Linked DNA regions of Mus musculus: region 2 is linked to region 1. A link is a loop called in an ENCODE intact Hi-C map of the cell type or tissue named here. Cell type or tissue: left cerebral cortex. All regions are shown on one strand.

What was found. Hi-C counts contacts between places; a loop is a spot of excess contacts. Peaks named below come from ENCODE experiments on the same cell type or tissue, not always from the same donor. Only the 100,000 strongest peaks of a DNase experiment are listed, where the experiment ranks them.
Region 2: it touches region 1 in a loop (3-fold over the local background); 4 of 42 quality-filtered maps call a loop at or near these places.

What each region holds. Positions count from the first base shown.
Region 1 is chr16:95,960,397-95,968,396 of GRCm38, forward strand. No RefSeq gene overlaps it. Among named protein-coding and RNA genes, the nearest start is that of Psmg1, 27 kb to the right of the region's middle. In left cerebral cortex, CTCF peaks have their summits at 4,223 (motif pointing left) and 6,372 (motif pointing left); DNase peaks (open chromatin) are centred at 4,198 and 7,286.
Region 2 is chr16:95,477,952-95,485,951 of GRCm38, forward strand. All of the region lies in intron 2 of Erg (ETS transcription factor), which reads right to left. Among named protein-coding and RNA genes, the nearest start is that of Erg, 48 kb to the right of the region's middle. In left cerebral cortex, no CTCF peak of the experiment used is centred here; DNase peaks (open chromatin) are centred at 3,469 and 6,275.

The sequences.
Region 1 (8,000 bases):
AATATAGTTTGGGTGTGAATGACTCAAGGAGCTTTAGGGTGTACTAAAAGCTTATTCTTTTAATTATAATATAGACTCCTAATAACAAAGCTACAGCCAAAATAAAACACGAGTAGACTGGAAAGCCTTCATTTCTTTTTTTTTTTTTTTTTAAGATTTATTTATTTATTATATGTAAGTACACTGTAGCTGTCTTCAGACACTCCAGAAGAGGGAGTGTCAGATCTTGTTACAGATGGTTGTGAGCCACCATGTGGTTGCTGGGATTTGAACTCTGGACCTTCGGAAGAGCAGTCGGGTGCTCTTACCCACTGAGCCATCTCACCAGCCCGAAAGCCTTCATTTCTTTGACCTAACATCTAAAGACTGTCTCCTTCTATCCCATCACCCACCTGTTCTAGGACACTGGTACCCACTCCACTGGCTGTGGTGGTGTAGGAAGGAGGAAACTATACCTTCCATACTCTGTAGAAGAGAACTGTGATGGTTTGTATATGCTCAGCCCAGGGAGTGGCACTATTAGAAGGTGTGGCCCTATTGTAGTAGGTGTGTCACTGTGGGTGTGGGCTTTAAGACTCTCATGCTAGCTTCCTGGAAGTCAGTATTCTGCTAGCAGCCTTCAGATGAAGATGTAGAACTCTCAGCTCCTCCTGCACCATGCCTGCCTGCATGCTGCCATGTTCCTGCCTTGATGATAATGGACTGAACCTCTGAACCTGTAAGCCAGCCCCAGTTAAATGTTGTCCTTATAAGAGTTGCTGTGGTCATGGTGTCTGTTCACAGAAGTAAAGCACTAAGACAGGAACAATACCTTCTGTACCCTATAGGAAGGATTTTTAGCTTACTCTGTAGGAGAGAACTGTACCGTCCACAGTCTATACACCTCCCTTCCCACACCCTGCACTGTGCCCAGCTGTGAGGGATGCTGAGAAAGGGAAGCCTTAAGCAATGCAGAGCTGAGGTTTCAGTTATTGTGGGAGACAGAACAATGGACACTAAAGGATAACTAGCAATTTGTGACACTCTCATGAATGACTAAGCCAGCTCAGTCAGTCAACAGGTTCTCCAGATCAGAGAGAGGATTGAAAAGTAAAAAGACAGTTAGACAACATTGTAGCATGACCCCTGTCAATTCTGAGACTGAAGGCAGGTTTAATGTTTCCCAATTCGCTTTTATACCATTTTAATTACATGCAGGTATTTAGGGCAAGCAGTACAATGAGGAACTAAAAAGACAACAGTCAAGGATCAAGCAAGACAATAAACACAAGGTCCCATGATCACTCTGGTGATCCCTGTTTCTAAGGATGATCAAGATATCTGAGCCTACTTCTTTGTTCTACCCTAAAACCAGATTCTGACTTCCTTGTCCTTGGCCAATGTCAGGTCCCTGCCTGGACTTACTTCTTTGTCATGGTCTGATGTCAGATTCCTGCCAAGCAGCCCATTTCCTTGTCCTTGGTCAATGTCAGATTTCTGCCAAGTGGCACCCCAAAAGGCTCTCCACTCATGAAATAGAATAAGTACTTTATTTTAAATCCTACCTACTCCTTGCAGCCCAGGTGCCAGCCATCTCTTCAGTTATCAGAATACCCAGTGTTGCCTCCCACTTCAAATCACTCAGTGACAAGTACTCTCACCTCCCAACACTGACCCTTGAACCTCTTGTCTATCCCAGTGTGGCTGAATCAGCTTCTGCCTCAACACCGTCAGGGCAGGCAGACCTGTCCTTACACATAACCAACTCATATAAAAGTTATTTGTATTGTGCTTTATAGCGAACAGCATCTTCCAAACACAGAGCTCACCTGCAGATCCCCTCCTGTATCTTCCTTCTACCTACCAAGTCCTTCTCACGATAGAGGTCTGGGAAGACACCTGAGTCCTCACATCCACTGCCTCTGCCTCGGACCCTTGGACAGACTTGACTTTTGTGGAATTAGGAACCAGGTGGACCTAATGCAGACAGCAGGAACATAGGCCAAGAGTTCTGTGTGGCCCTGTAAACCTGAGGCTGCTTTTCTCTCCAGGCCCAGTCTGCCTCTACCAAATCCAAACAAGGTTAGTTATGGTCATATGGGTCCCAGAAGGCAGAGTAGGAGCTGCCTGGACCCCTATGGGGCCTCAGAGAACCTCTCAAGAATTTTCTCCACATTTTTTCAAAGGAAATTCCACGAAAACACAAAGATATCTGACACCCCCACCCAGTGTGTGGTGAGTACCTCAGTTTGCAACTGGATCTTCTTTTCTTTTTCTTTTTTGTTTTCTTTTCTTTTCTTTATATACCCAGCAATATAGCATAGAATAGAGTTTATTCAGGCATAGGGAAGGGAGTTAAGAGGGCAGTAGAGGCAGAGAAAGGCAGAGAGAGTAGAGAAGTAGAGGCTGGCCGTGACCATGTGGAGAGATGGGGAAGGGAATATGGAAGGGAGGGGGGAAGGGACGAGCCCAAGGGGGAAGCAAGAGAACAAGAGCTACAGCTGGCTTTTCATCAAGACTATATACAGTATCTGCTGGAATCAGGCTCTCTGTTCCCTAAGGGAACTTCATGGCCTCCTTTCAAAGAAGGGACACTGGAGAGAGAGAGCAAGAACTCCAGCTCACAGCGGCCATGCTGTAAAGAGAGTCTGCCTGGGTGGGCTTGGGACTAATGGCCCTAGGGAGCTTTTGTACTCTTGGGAGGTCTTGGTGCCTGGGATGCAGAGTGAGACAAGCCAGAACATTCCTTGTCATGGGGAGAGAGTGGAGGCTGGACTCAAAAACCCCCAGGGCTCAGGGTCACAGCCATTTCTGGGCAGGAGAAGTAGGAGCCTGGCAGTAAGGCAAGACAGGGGGGCTTAGCCATAAACACAGAAGTGAGGCCTCCTCGAATGGCCACAATGGGCCATATTCAGTGGAGGAAGGGAGGGCCAGTGCTGCTGTGGCTAGGAAGACCTTAAAGAGAGATCACCCAGCAATCCACCCCAGGCACATAGCCTGAGAGCCTTCTATGATTCCCTCTAACAGGAGAGACTGAGGCAGCAACTCTGCATGCCCCACAGAGCAATGTTGCTCAGAGAGCAAAGCCTTCTGCTTGCCATGGCTGCGAACAGAGTGTGCTTCTTCCAGGAGATTACTCTCCCATCTGCAGTAACAACTATCTGGGGCCTCATAAAAACCATGAGAAAAAGCAGGGGTGGGGGCGGGGGGCAGGTGGAGGGTGAGAGCAGGTAGAGGGGTGGGGACAGCTTTCTGTTTTTCAAAGTCAACATTATGGTTTTTTTTAAAGATTTATTTATTTTATGTATATGAGTACACTATAGCTGTACAGATGGTTATGAGCCATCATGTGGTTTCTGGGAACTGAGCTCAGGACCTCTGCTTGCTCTGGCCCAAAGATTTATTTATTATTATATGTAAGTACACTGTAGCTGTCTTTAGACACACCAGAAGAGGGCATCTGATCTCATTACAGATGGTCGTGAGCCACCATGTGGTTACTGGGATTTGAACTCAGGACCTTCAGAAGAGCAGTCAGTGCTCTTACCTGCTGAGCCATCTCACCATCTCACCAGCCCAACATTGGTTTTTTAACATGTACCTCTCTCTCTCTCTCTCTCTCTCTCTCTCTCTCTCTCCCTCTCTCTCTCTCTCTCTCTCAGAGTGTGTGTGCCATGTATGCATACGAAGATCAAAGAGTAACTTTCCAGGGTCTGTTCTTCTTCCCTACCACATGAGTTCTTGGATCAAACTCAGGTCATCAGCTTTTGCAGCAAGCACCCTTAACCCCTGAGCCATCTTACCAGCCCTCAGACTAAAGGTCTAGTGCATACAGATGGCTGTGCTGTTTTTAGTTACTTATGGGTGGTTGTGGAAGAATCTAGTATTAATACAGTCAGATACTTAGGGAAGATAGGTTATAGACTCAGATCAGCCAGGCCCTGAAAGAAAGAAAGAAAGAAAGAAAGAAAGAAAGAAAGAAAGAAAGAAAGAAAGGAAGGAAGGAAGAAAGAAAGAAAGAAAGAAAGAAAGAAAGAAAGAAAGAAAGAAAGAAAGAAAGAAAGAAAGAAAGAAAGAAAGAAAGGAAGAGAGGAAGGGAGGAAGGGAGGAAGGGAGGAAGGGAGGAAGGGAGGAAGGGAGGAAGGGAGGAAGGGAGGAAGGGAGGAAGGGAGGAAGGAAGAAAGACCTTTGTTGAGCAATACTGCCCCCTTGTGACCGATCTTCACTCATAATTTCAGTAGGTTAAGGAGGGCAGCAGTAACATACAGCTTGTTCAACCGCTTTGCACGTTCTAACGTTCTTGTGTGCCCGGAGGGAACGTTATGAAATAATCATTTCTAAGTGGGCAAGAGTTTGATTTAAGAACACTGTGATCAAATATTCACCAGAGTTCACAGTAGCACCTGAGAAAATGTGGGCTGCTGACGTGCCGACAGCTTCATTCCCTCACAGCCCTCACACCGGCCCCAGCAGCCTGAGCAAGCATGGCAATGTCCAGGGGACTTCAAGTGTAAATTCCTTCCAGCCTGGAAAAGCCACCTGATGGATTTGTTCTGCAGTAACAAGAGACAGCTCCTCAAAACATTTTCAGGGATTCTAAAAACAGTCTGTATGCAGAAGTTGATACATAAATCGGTTTAGGACGTGCCATTCTTGACCTGAATCCTCTCACATTCACCAAATACCACCCAATCCAACAGCAGTCAGTCTCCTGCATATGCCATGTGTGGGGCTGGAGGCTCCAGCCTCTGGCTACACACCTGAGGTCTTTGCACAGTCAGCTGTCACACCTGTGACTTTCTCAGCCCCATTTCTGATGTGCAGTTTGAATCTTCAGTTTGTGGAGATCTCCACTTGGTATGCATTAAAGTATCCTCAGACTCAGCCTGACAGAGTGTGCAGGAGTAGCTTGCAGAATGCTGGCTGGTGTGTGAGCCCTTGGGTCCAAGCTGAGACTTGAATACTCTAACAAGTTGGTGCTCAAACTTGGCCACACGTTGGCTTTACCAGAGGGTGAAGAAATCCTGGATCGAATCTCCAGAAGTCGACTGAGGTTGTGTGGCTTTTGGGTTGGGCACTGAACATTTGAAAGCTCCCCAGATGGTTCTAACACCCAGCAGAGTTTCAGGAACACAGTCTCTAAGAAAGAAAAAGACTAGAGATCCTCTCTCTTTGAGTCTCAGTAAGCTGCGTGACTGCTCCATGTCAATGTTTTCATCCTACAGGGCAGCTCTGTGAAGCCTCCTTGTGCTGCATTAAACAAAATAAGAAACTAACAGAAGACAATGTGACTTGTGTCCAATATGGAGGGACAATCCGGTTCTCTAAGATTTCTGAGAACTTATATTGACGGAGGTTGCCTTTCAGCCTGGATTCAAAGCTGTCTGGGATGCCATAGGGCAGGTAGCAGACTGACTTCCAGAGCCCTTCAAGCCTCCCAGCCACTAGTCAGGAGTTTATCTTGAGAAAGTCAATAAAAGAGTCGTAGCCATGGAAACTGCATTGAAAACCACTCTGGACTTTTGACGTCTGAATATTATCAAGCTGCTGTCCTTGTCCTTCTAGATGACCGGCTAAGGATATATTCAGGCAAGACAGAAGAGCACCTGGTTTTCCTATTGTGCCTTCCCCAGTGCACCATGACTTGAATGAAGGAAGACAAACCACACCTCTTACTTAGAAGGTGAAGATCCAGGATGGAGGGACTGCTCAGTGGTTAGCGCATGCCCAAAGCTGGCCTTGGCACACACCTTTAGTCCCAAACCCTGAGAAGCAGAGGTGGATCTCTGTGGGTTTCAGGCCTGCCTGGCTTATATAGCAAGATCCAGGCCAGCTGAGACACACACTGAGTCGCTCTCTCAGAAAAATAATAATAATAATAAAACCTGAGTCCAGTTCACAGCACCTATCTGGAGTGGCTGACAACCAAGGCAGAACCTCCCCCTCTGGCCTCCACGGGCCCCTGCACTCATGTGCACATGTCCAGCCACAGACATAACACACATACTCATAAACCAACCAAATAAATCCTTATATTTTAAAAAGGCAAATATTCAATCTTTGGAGTCATAATATATGCTGTTTACAGGATGCTTGGGCTTGTATACCACTATAAATCAGGTGGTTCCTACCATGCCTTTGTTGGGTTGGATAATTTACTATGACAGCTTACATAATTTAGGGAAGCAGCCGTCCATTTAACACCTGCTGAGCAGAGAGCTGCTATCTGCGGAGACCACTGCCAGCTTTTCCCTGGTGCTCTCTGGAGCTCTCCCCGACAGTTCCTCCTTCAACTAGCTGCTGGAGGTGGGGGTTAGCTGGAGAGATGGTGGCCCCACAGTTGAGAACATCTGCTGCTCCTCCAGAGAGGTTCATTTCCCAGAACTCATATGACTCTAGCTCCAGGGGATCCAACACCCTCTTCTGGCCATGGTAGGCACCTACACACACTGGCACACATAAATTAAAAAGAATAAATCTTTAAAAGGCTTTCTTTTATGCTAGCTGTTTTGTGACTCCCCCTGAAATCAGTCTGCCTTGTTTACCTGGTAGCCCCACTAGTGAATAAGGTGAGATTATCCAACAGGACAGCGTACCTGTCCTCTCGAGTCCCAAGCCTTGCTCACACTGATCCCCACTCCAAGGAATTCTCCCCTTCTTGGTGGACACCAATTGTACGTCCTATAGTTTGTATGGTCCTGTGACTGGCAGGATTAGTGCAGACTCCCCAACCCCAGGCTTAGGGGTACAGACCCCTACTTCAATCACAAGTCCAGAACTCCTATATTTCTGGCCACCTCACTATAAATCAGGTGGTTCCTACCATGCCTTTCTCGGGTTAGATAAGTTACTGTAACAGCTTACAACATTTAGGAAAACATTTGTTTCTTTCCCATTTGATAATAGAGGATACAGCTCGAGAGGAGCCACACTGAAGAATTGCCGAGAGCAAGGAGTGGGAAGAGGTGTAACCCCCAGTACCTCCCTGCTCACCCACCGAGGTCTCCAAGCACCACGGTTTGAGTACTCTTATGGAGGCTTCAAGAGGGCATGTCAGATTATTAGCTCAATATCTACCTCTCTCACCTTATCTTCGATCATTTTCCCACTGGCTGAGAAGACTGTCTTTAAGAACTGGAGTTCGTTCATGCTTGTTTTCGACTGAGGGAAATCATGTGACTTTTCTTACAGCGCCAGCCTCTCTGGACTCAAGGCTTCATGTCTGATGCTGTGTGGAAAAGAAAGCCGCGGAAGGACTCAGGCTGTGGAGTGGGTGAGTCAGCTTCGCACTATGGGAAACCAGCTCTGACTGATGCCTGGAAGACCGTGGAGGGTTCCCGACAGGATGTTCTATTAACAGACCACAGGAAACAACGATTCCCACAGTTTTGTCATCAGGTAACTGCAGAATGATGTGCAGCCTAGGCAAGCACCCCCATCTCCAAGACTACAGCTCTGTGTTGCCCCAGCTCGCTGTCTGTGTGGCCTCCAGCCCCACGGCAGTGGGATGGATGCCTGTCACACTTGCCCATGATCTAGACACCTTCACTTAACACTTTAACAAAATGCCTGAGGAAAGCTATTTAAGGAAGGAAATGTTTATTTTGGTGAACGGCTTGGTCCAGTCAATCATGTTGGAGAATCCATGGCAGCAGAGCGAGTGTGAAGTGGTTATGTTGATTCTTCAGTCAGGAAGCAGAGACGATGAATATTTGTCTTAGTTAGGGTTACCGTTGCTGTGATAAAACACCATGATCAAAAAGCAAGTTGGGGAGGAAAGGGTTTATTTGGCTTATACTTCCACATTGTAGTACATCATTGATGGAAGTCAGGACAGGAACTCAAACAGGACAGGATCCTGGAGGCAGGAGCTGATGCAGAGGCCATGGAGGGGTGCTGCTTTCTGGCTTGCCCTCCATGGCTTGCTCAGCCTGATTTCTTATAGAACCCAGAACCAAGGAATGGCAACACCCACAATGGGCTGGGCCCTCCCCCATCAATCACTAATTTTTAAAATGCCC
Region 2 (8,000 bases), 480 kb before region 1:
TCACTGAGTGCAAACCTGACAACCTGAGTTCAATACCTGGGACTCATCTGATAGAAGGAGAAGACAGACCCCTACGACTTTTTCTCTGATCTCCACACGCATGTGACAACATACATGTACCTACATTCACACACAAACATTAATAATAATCAAATAATAACAATAAATGAATTGAAATCTGCATTTTAAAAATTCTGGTATCTTTTTTTTTTTTTTTTTTTTTTTACAATTACCCTTAGTTCAGCTGAAATTCTCCTTGTGCGGGGTCATAATTGGTCTTACTGGCAACATCTACAGATAAAAACAGAATTTTCTATTACAGGAAAATTATCTGAATTTTAACCTAGGATAGAATCAGTAATCTTTCTCTGTTTGTTCCCAGCAAATGACTGTGCTGCTAGGAAAAAAAAAACTGCTTTGATGACACTGTGACTATGAGCTGATTCTAATATAAATTTTAGCAAAAAGTATCTAATAAAATTAAAAGATATAAAATAAGTTTTGTACATTTATTCAAATGCCAGGAAAGATTTAAGTCTGAAGCAATGATTTTTTTTTAACAAAATATCCATTTCCCTTTTTCCTATCATATCTATAAATTTACAAATAAAAGGTTTTTGTCTTGATTTACTAACACCGGGAAAGACAGAATCCATCAGTTCTACAAGAAGACGTGTCATAAATTCAAACCTACGCACCACCCTATTCTCCTATCTACAATATGACAAATGGCTGTGCAAAACCACAAGCAGTTAATGGGTTTAAGTTATAGACTGGTTCTGCCATAATTGCTCTACTGGTCAGGTTTAAAACACTCTATCTTTAATTAACAGTTCACAGCATGACCGGTATGTGAAAATATCTCCTTTTGGGCAAGCAATTATCTACACATGATACAGTACGAAGGTTGGACTCAAAATAACTCCTGGTTATTTATCAAAGTTCAATGCAGGACCTGTCTTATAAATCAACTTCACACTAGACAAAGACAAAAATACATTCTTGTTGATTTCATTATTCTTCACGCCAGTCCTGATGCCTGGCTGTTAAGTTTCCCGTGACTTGAGACCTGAGCAATACTTCTCTGTCAGTCTAGGCACACACTGGAGGACAGAAACACAACAAGACCCGAGTCCCATTAGCCAGTTTCCGTGGTCCACGAAACTGCCACTCCTTGTAGACCAGGACAGTCATTTTTCATGTGGCTCTGAAAAGTTAATGTTTATAAAAGGAAGCATGGTGGCTGAGGGACAACTCAACTGAGAGGATTACTGCTCCCACAGAGGACCTGTGTTCAGTCCCCAGCACCCATGTCAAGTTGATCACAGTTGTCTCTATGTCTTCTGTGGGATCCACACCTCTGGTCCCAGCAAGCCCCAAGCTCATGTGCACATGTGCACCCACAGACACAAAGTCAAAATTTTTAAAAGAAAGAATGTGTCTAGAAGGGACCAGTCTTCTACCCAACATCATTTTTATAAATGCCACCGAATCACACACATCCTGGTTCCCTCCCGGAATCACACCCTATGCCTTACAAACAAGACTCCTTAAAATTCCAGAGTTGGGGTGGGAGAAAAACCTCCAGAAACCAATGTGGGTTCACACCTATATCCCTCCTGCTTTCTGCATGTATGGTTCCTTTGTGCTCACTGACATGAAATGAGCTATCAGACAGTTGGTAATCCACAGCCAGTAAGAATGTCTGGCATTGTGAAGGCTGGAGGATAACAGATCATGTAAACCGTGAAACATCCTGAAGTCTATCCATCATAAGCATCACACACACACACACACACACACACACACACACACACACACACACAAACACCCAGGGAAGGTTGCCGGCTGTGACTGTGATGTTTGCTGCTCCTGTTTTTCATGGGACAGAAGTAACAGTGGATGCCCAGTGAACACTGAGACACTGTCAACCACAGGAGGCTCAGCACAGCTATGGATGTGCCACAACACGGAACTGTACCCTTACATAAAACATTGTGATAGTTTGTGCTCTTGCATGTGCTTGGGATATTTTTTTTTGCTGTCATTATAATTTAACCGCCTGGCTCTCTGGCATGATTTTGTAGATGGCAGTGTCCTGTAACAATGCTAAAGTTGGACACACTTCCCATCACAAGGTGGTACCATAATTTGTTTTCTGTCACCGTGATAAAACATTCTGGTCAAATGCCAACCCCAGAGCAAAGGGCTATTTCCTCCTCCACTTCTAGGCTACCGTCCCTCAGTGAGGGCAGTCAAAGCAGGAACAAAACCATGGGGAAAGACAGCTCGCTGCTTCACTATCCACCATTCCTATGCAATGTAGGGCTATGTGCCATGGTGACACGGCCCACAGTGGGCAACCGACAGTCAAGACAATTCCCCACAGACATGGCCACAAGCCAATCTCTCAGTGGAGATTCCTCCTACCCAGATGACTCTTGGTCGTGTCCAGGTGCCAAGTGATACTAACTGTGACAGGTGCCTGTCTTCCCAATGCACAGATGAAGAAACTGAGGCTTCCACAGCCCAAGCCCTTCGCTCAAAGTCAGAGAGAAAGTGACAAAGGCAGAGCTGGAGTGGGAACCAGGACACCGTATGCATGCCCTGCTGGCTTGATCTGCTTCCCTGAGCTGCACATCCAGGATGATTCCTCTGGTTCTCACCCCACAGGCCAGTGTGATTTCAGGCAGACACTCACCGCCCATGGGGAAAGCACTTCTTCAACTTTCAGACTCGCCTCTGGGTTCCCGTTACTTCACATGAAAACGGTCAACAGCAGAAGGGGCTGGGATCTGGTTTCAAAAACTTAATTCCAAAGGAATTCACAGGGAAAGGTCTGCAGAGCCCAGCAGTCACCATCAGGCTCTGAAGGTCTCCATACACGTCTTCTCTCCTCAACCCCCTCACCCGCCCCTTCTCTTTGCGGTACAGAATCTTCATGTCTGGAGTCAAGGCTGGGCTTTCTTTTAGGGGCATTTTGTTTTGTAAACTTGGAATCGAAGTGGTAGAATCATACAAATTAATCCAATTTTCTTTCATTTATTTTTCTTTTTAGTCCATACCTCCGAAAGTTGTATTTTGGATGGCGCCTTTCAAACCCCCCTCATTTCCCAATCAAAGCTCTCTTTGGAAGCCTTGAGACCTGACCCAAACTAGACCACGACTTCGCCAGCCACAAAGCCCTGCCCACTGGGAAAGGAGACGGAATGCACTGTTTGACTTGAACTCGCATCGAAGCTTGGTGTCAAAAATCAAGCTTTGACTGCCTTCATCAACTGCCAATACTATGAGTCTTTTCGGCTTGGATTTCTATAAACAGCATAAATTTAAATGTGACACGAAGAGGCAGAAGTGAGCCGACCACTAGACTGGGAAAGCGACAGTACGCGGCTTGCTCAGAAGACAGTCAGCATATGTCCCAGATGAGAGCCACCCAGGAGCCAGACTCAGTACTCTTGTGATTCACTGGGCCTCACGTGGATCTCAGCAGTGGCACCATCGATGTCTGCTCCCACCCACAGCAGAGTGGGAAGCATCACTGAAAGTTAAAAAAAAAAAAAAAAGCGAACGCTTATATGAAATCCTCCATGGTCGAAAAACTGGGAAGTCAGATTTTTCCTTCGTTGAAACTGCGTCACTATTTAAAGATCGAAAAGTGAGGATGTCTAGAGGCAGAAAGGGTGTCTTTTATTTTGGAAATGCTCGAAAGCCCGTGGAAGAGAGCAAGCCCTCTTGTGACTGCTGACACCAGAGTCCTCCAGCCTCTGTGGGCAATGCTTCCTAAGGAAAACGCAGAATCAGGCAGTGCACAGGGAGACCACTGGTCAAAAAATTAAGAATACATTCCACTGGACAAAGGAGATAGCTCAGTCAGTGACCTACTAACCGTGTAAGCAGGAAGCCCTGGCTTCAATTCTCAAAACCTTGGTTTAAAAAAAAAAAGGCAAGTGTCATACGCTAAAAACCTCAACACTAGTAGATAGATACCAGCAGACCCTCTGAGCTCAGTTGTCAGGCCAGCTAGCTTGGTCAAATCAATATATTTTCAGGCCAGTGAAAGACCCTGTCTCAAAGAACAAGGTGGGCAAAGAATGACATTCATTCAGACTGGTCTTTAACCTGCACGCGCACACACACACACACACACACACACACACACACACGCACGCACCAAACAAAAAAGAATACATTTGTATATTATACATGTATATGAAAAACGTCACAATACAACCTATGACTTAATATAATTAATGCTTTTAGAGGGATTAAAAAGCACCTGCTACTGACAGCAACACTGCATTATGTGGCTCTTGAAAGGAGGAGGCTTCACACAGGACAGACAGCAGCTGTCATCACAAAAGACAGAATATTAACTGTAGAAACAAGACGGAAAACCAAGGGGTGAGTAGAGATGCCCCAGTTGTTTCCAAGGCTCTTTCCTGTTATATGAAGGTCACACCCCATGTCCTCCTGGAGCCCCTCCACCACCTCTCTGAATTGGATCTCATGGTCCACACCTCTGCCGTATGTAGAGCCATGTTCACTGTACAAGCTTCCTTTACCCTTACAGACTGATTCCTTCCAGCAGCACTCCTATCTCTAGTCCAGCAGCCTGGCTGACATCTCTAGATGTCCAATGCTTCTCATTGAAACAAGAACAGATTCCAAGCAAAGCTCCCTCTGCCTGCAGCTCCCCTCCCCCAATGTTTTTTCTTCCCTCACAGACACGGGTCTCATCCACCACTCACCCCAACTCACTGCTATCGACATATACCCACTATCCTCTGGCCTTACCTCCTAAAAGCATCACTTGACCTCAGCCATGTAGCTTTAGCCTCTAAGAGGAGAGGAACATTCATATACACAGGTAACTCCATCCCAATGCATGCCATTGATTGGTAATGGGGGAGGAAAGCAAGCTAAGGTCCCAGAGTCTCTCTGTCAGTCCTCTTACGGATCCTACCTGCGCCAGGTAGTTTTATGTCAACGTGACATGAGCTCAAGTCTTCTAAGAGGAGTAAACCTCAATTAGGAAAGAAAATGTCTTCCTTTGTTGGGTTGTAGGAAGGACTACAAGGAATTTTCTTAATTAGTAATTGACGGGGAAAGCTCAGTCCACTGTGGGTGGTATCATTCCTAGGCTGCTAGTCCTGGGGTCTATAAGAAAGCAGGCTGAGAAAGCCATAAGGAGCAAGACAGTAAGCAGCACCCCTCCATGGCCTTTGCATCAGCTCCTGCCTCCAGGTTCCTGCCCTGTTGAGTTCCTGTCCTGACTTCCTTCAATGAAGGACTGTGATGTGAAAGCCAGATAAACCTGTCAATCTCCATAGTGTTTCATCACAGCAATAGAAACCGTAAATAAGACACCATCTTAGACTGGAATGCAACTCTGGGAATTGCCCATAAGACAAATGAGCAAAGCCACAAGTTCACTTACTCCAGGACAAGGAGATAATGATACATTGTATCACACAGTTCTTGACTACCTGGACAACAGTAGCTGTGGGGTAGGGTGTGGATTCTGGGATACAGAATTCAGAGACTCTTGGAGAAGAGTCCTAGGCAGTGATCTAGTGTAGTCCATTGTAGGCATAGAGGCTATTGGGGGGGGGGGGTCCCTAGAAAGGAACTCTTCTCCCTTTCTGGGGTGGTGCCTTGAGATAGAGGACTAGGAGATAGGCAGAGAGTAAACAGCCCAAGCATATTCCAAACTCCTTGGAAACAGAAACTCAGGGCCAGACTGCTTAGGAAAAGTTGTCAGTCTTTCCCCCCTCCCCCTCCCCCTCCCCTTCTCCCCTCTCTACCTCCACTAACAATGCCCCCTTCCCATCTTCACTAATGTTTGTAAGTCTATATCTAGAATTGGATCTATATAAATAGATATTTCTAGACACTACCTGAGGAAAATCAAGACTGTGAGCATGTGTTAGAGTCCACACTATACCAAAAAGGGAAGAGGTCCTAGTGACTCTACAAACACAGCCAGGACAAAGACCAAAGAGACCATTTACTTTAATCTTGGTGATGTAAAAATCTTAACTCAAAAAGATTTTATACATTTATATATGACTGTGAATAATTTAATTAAATATAATGACTAAAATATCAGCGGCACATTTACTTTGCTACAAAAATGTTCATTTTTAAACTAAGAAAGATAAGACTTGGTATGCAAATAGGATTAAGGAATGGGGGGGGGAGGTTACAGCTTGGTGGTGGAGCTCACAGAGAAGCTCTTTCTCATTCTGAAGCGCAGCTGGGGAAAATAAACTGTGGGTGAATCTAAATCCTTAGGAACAGAAACCAGAGTGCCTAGGGAAAATGTTAGCTCAATCCTGCACACCACAGTGAGAAGTGTCAGACTCAGTGATCAATGTTCCCATGCGAGAGGCTCCAGGTTGCTCCCCAGTGCTAAATATTAATTTTTTTGTTGGTTTGTTATTTTTCTTTTTGAGACAGGGTCTCATATAGCCTAGACTTGCCTGAAACTCGCCATGTAGTCATTGAACTCCTAATCTTCCTGCCTCCACCTCTTAGTACTAAGATTATACCAGGGCTCCAGCAAGCCTGCTGGGGCTCAAATCCAAGACCTCAGGCATGCTAGGCAAACACTAGCAATTGTGATACATCCCCAGGATCCCAGTTTAAGTATGTATGTATGTATGTATATATGTATGTATGTATGTATGTATGTATGTATATGTATGTGTGTATATGTATACACGCGTATATGTACATGTAGATGCATATAATCAAGTAGCAAAAGGGGAAAATCATGCTAAGAATCAAGAATTCTTAAGAGTTTTGAGTAAGAAATTAAGAGGATCTCAGCTTTAGAAAGAATAAGAAAAAATGGTCACAGAAAACTGTCACCATCTGCTAGGAATCCACCCTTCCATAAGGAAATGCTGAGCTAACCAGAGCATGGCTTCCTTGATAGCAGAGTCCATGATGAGGAATATCTGAGAAGCCCCCATGTGATAGCCACAGGAGTCACAAACATGGCCTGCCCAACAGTGGCCCATGGTGAAATTCTACGTCTCAATACTAGGGTGACTTTGTCAGGAGAACATTCCAGAATGGCCTACAGAAGTACAATCCTTGGAAGGCACTGCTGTTCAAACATGGCCCCTTCCAGCAGCAGAGGTTTGGGGTATCTGTGGAGAACTGAAGCACATGGATGTCCCTGGCCAGTCAGAATGTCTGAGGACTGGGGTCTCCAGTGTGACAACCCTCTTGGCAGTGTGACTCCTGCAGGTGTGAGGCATGGAACATGCCTGGTACACACTGAGAAATGCCTTCAGCAACTCCTAAATGACTTCTGAAAACAGCAGTTTCCAGGCCAGGTCACTGGCAGCAGAGATGACATGATGGCTACCTCTGAGTGCCGTGGGTAGCTGAAAAGGGACCCACTGAACTTTCTTACTAATTAGACCTCCTCCTCCCTTCTCCCAGAGGGAGAGAAAGCTGGGTAGAGAGGATAAGATCTATCAGGAATAGAAGAGTGGCTAAAAAGGCTAAGAATCCTGAGTGTCCTCACCCCCAAAAGCTATGAGGTCGGTGGTAACTAAAGAACCACCCTAGAGACTCTATAATGAGACAGAGATAAGTGTGAATATGTGGTGCTGTCCTGAACCATGCTGGGAGTTACACAGCATGGCCCTCCTTCCTAAGGTTCCTATTTACATATACTAACTATGCATTACAATGGGTGCATATCATCATGACACTTCACATGCATACACACATGACGATCAGATTCACCCCACCCTTGTTCCCTTCCACGCCCTTAACCCTTTCCTCTTCCTAGCCAGTTCCCCACTTTTATTTTCACATCATGTGTGTGTGTGTTGTGTGTATTTTTTAATGTGTAAGTGTGCACGTGTGTGTGTGAGTTTGTATAAGTGTGTATGTTTGGGTGTGAGTGTGTAGGTTATGTTTGTATGTGTATAGTTGTGTTTATGTGTGAGTGTATGTAAATGTGGTGTGTGTGAGTA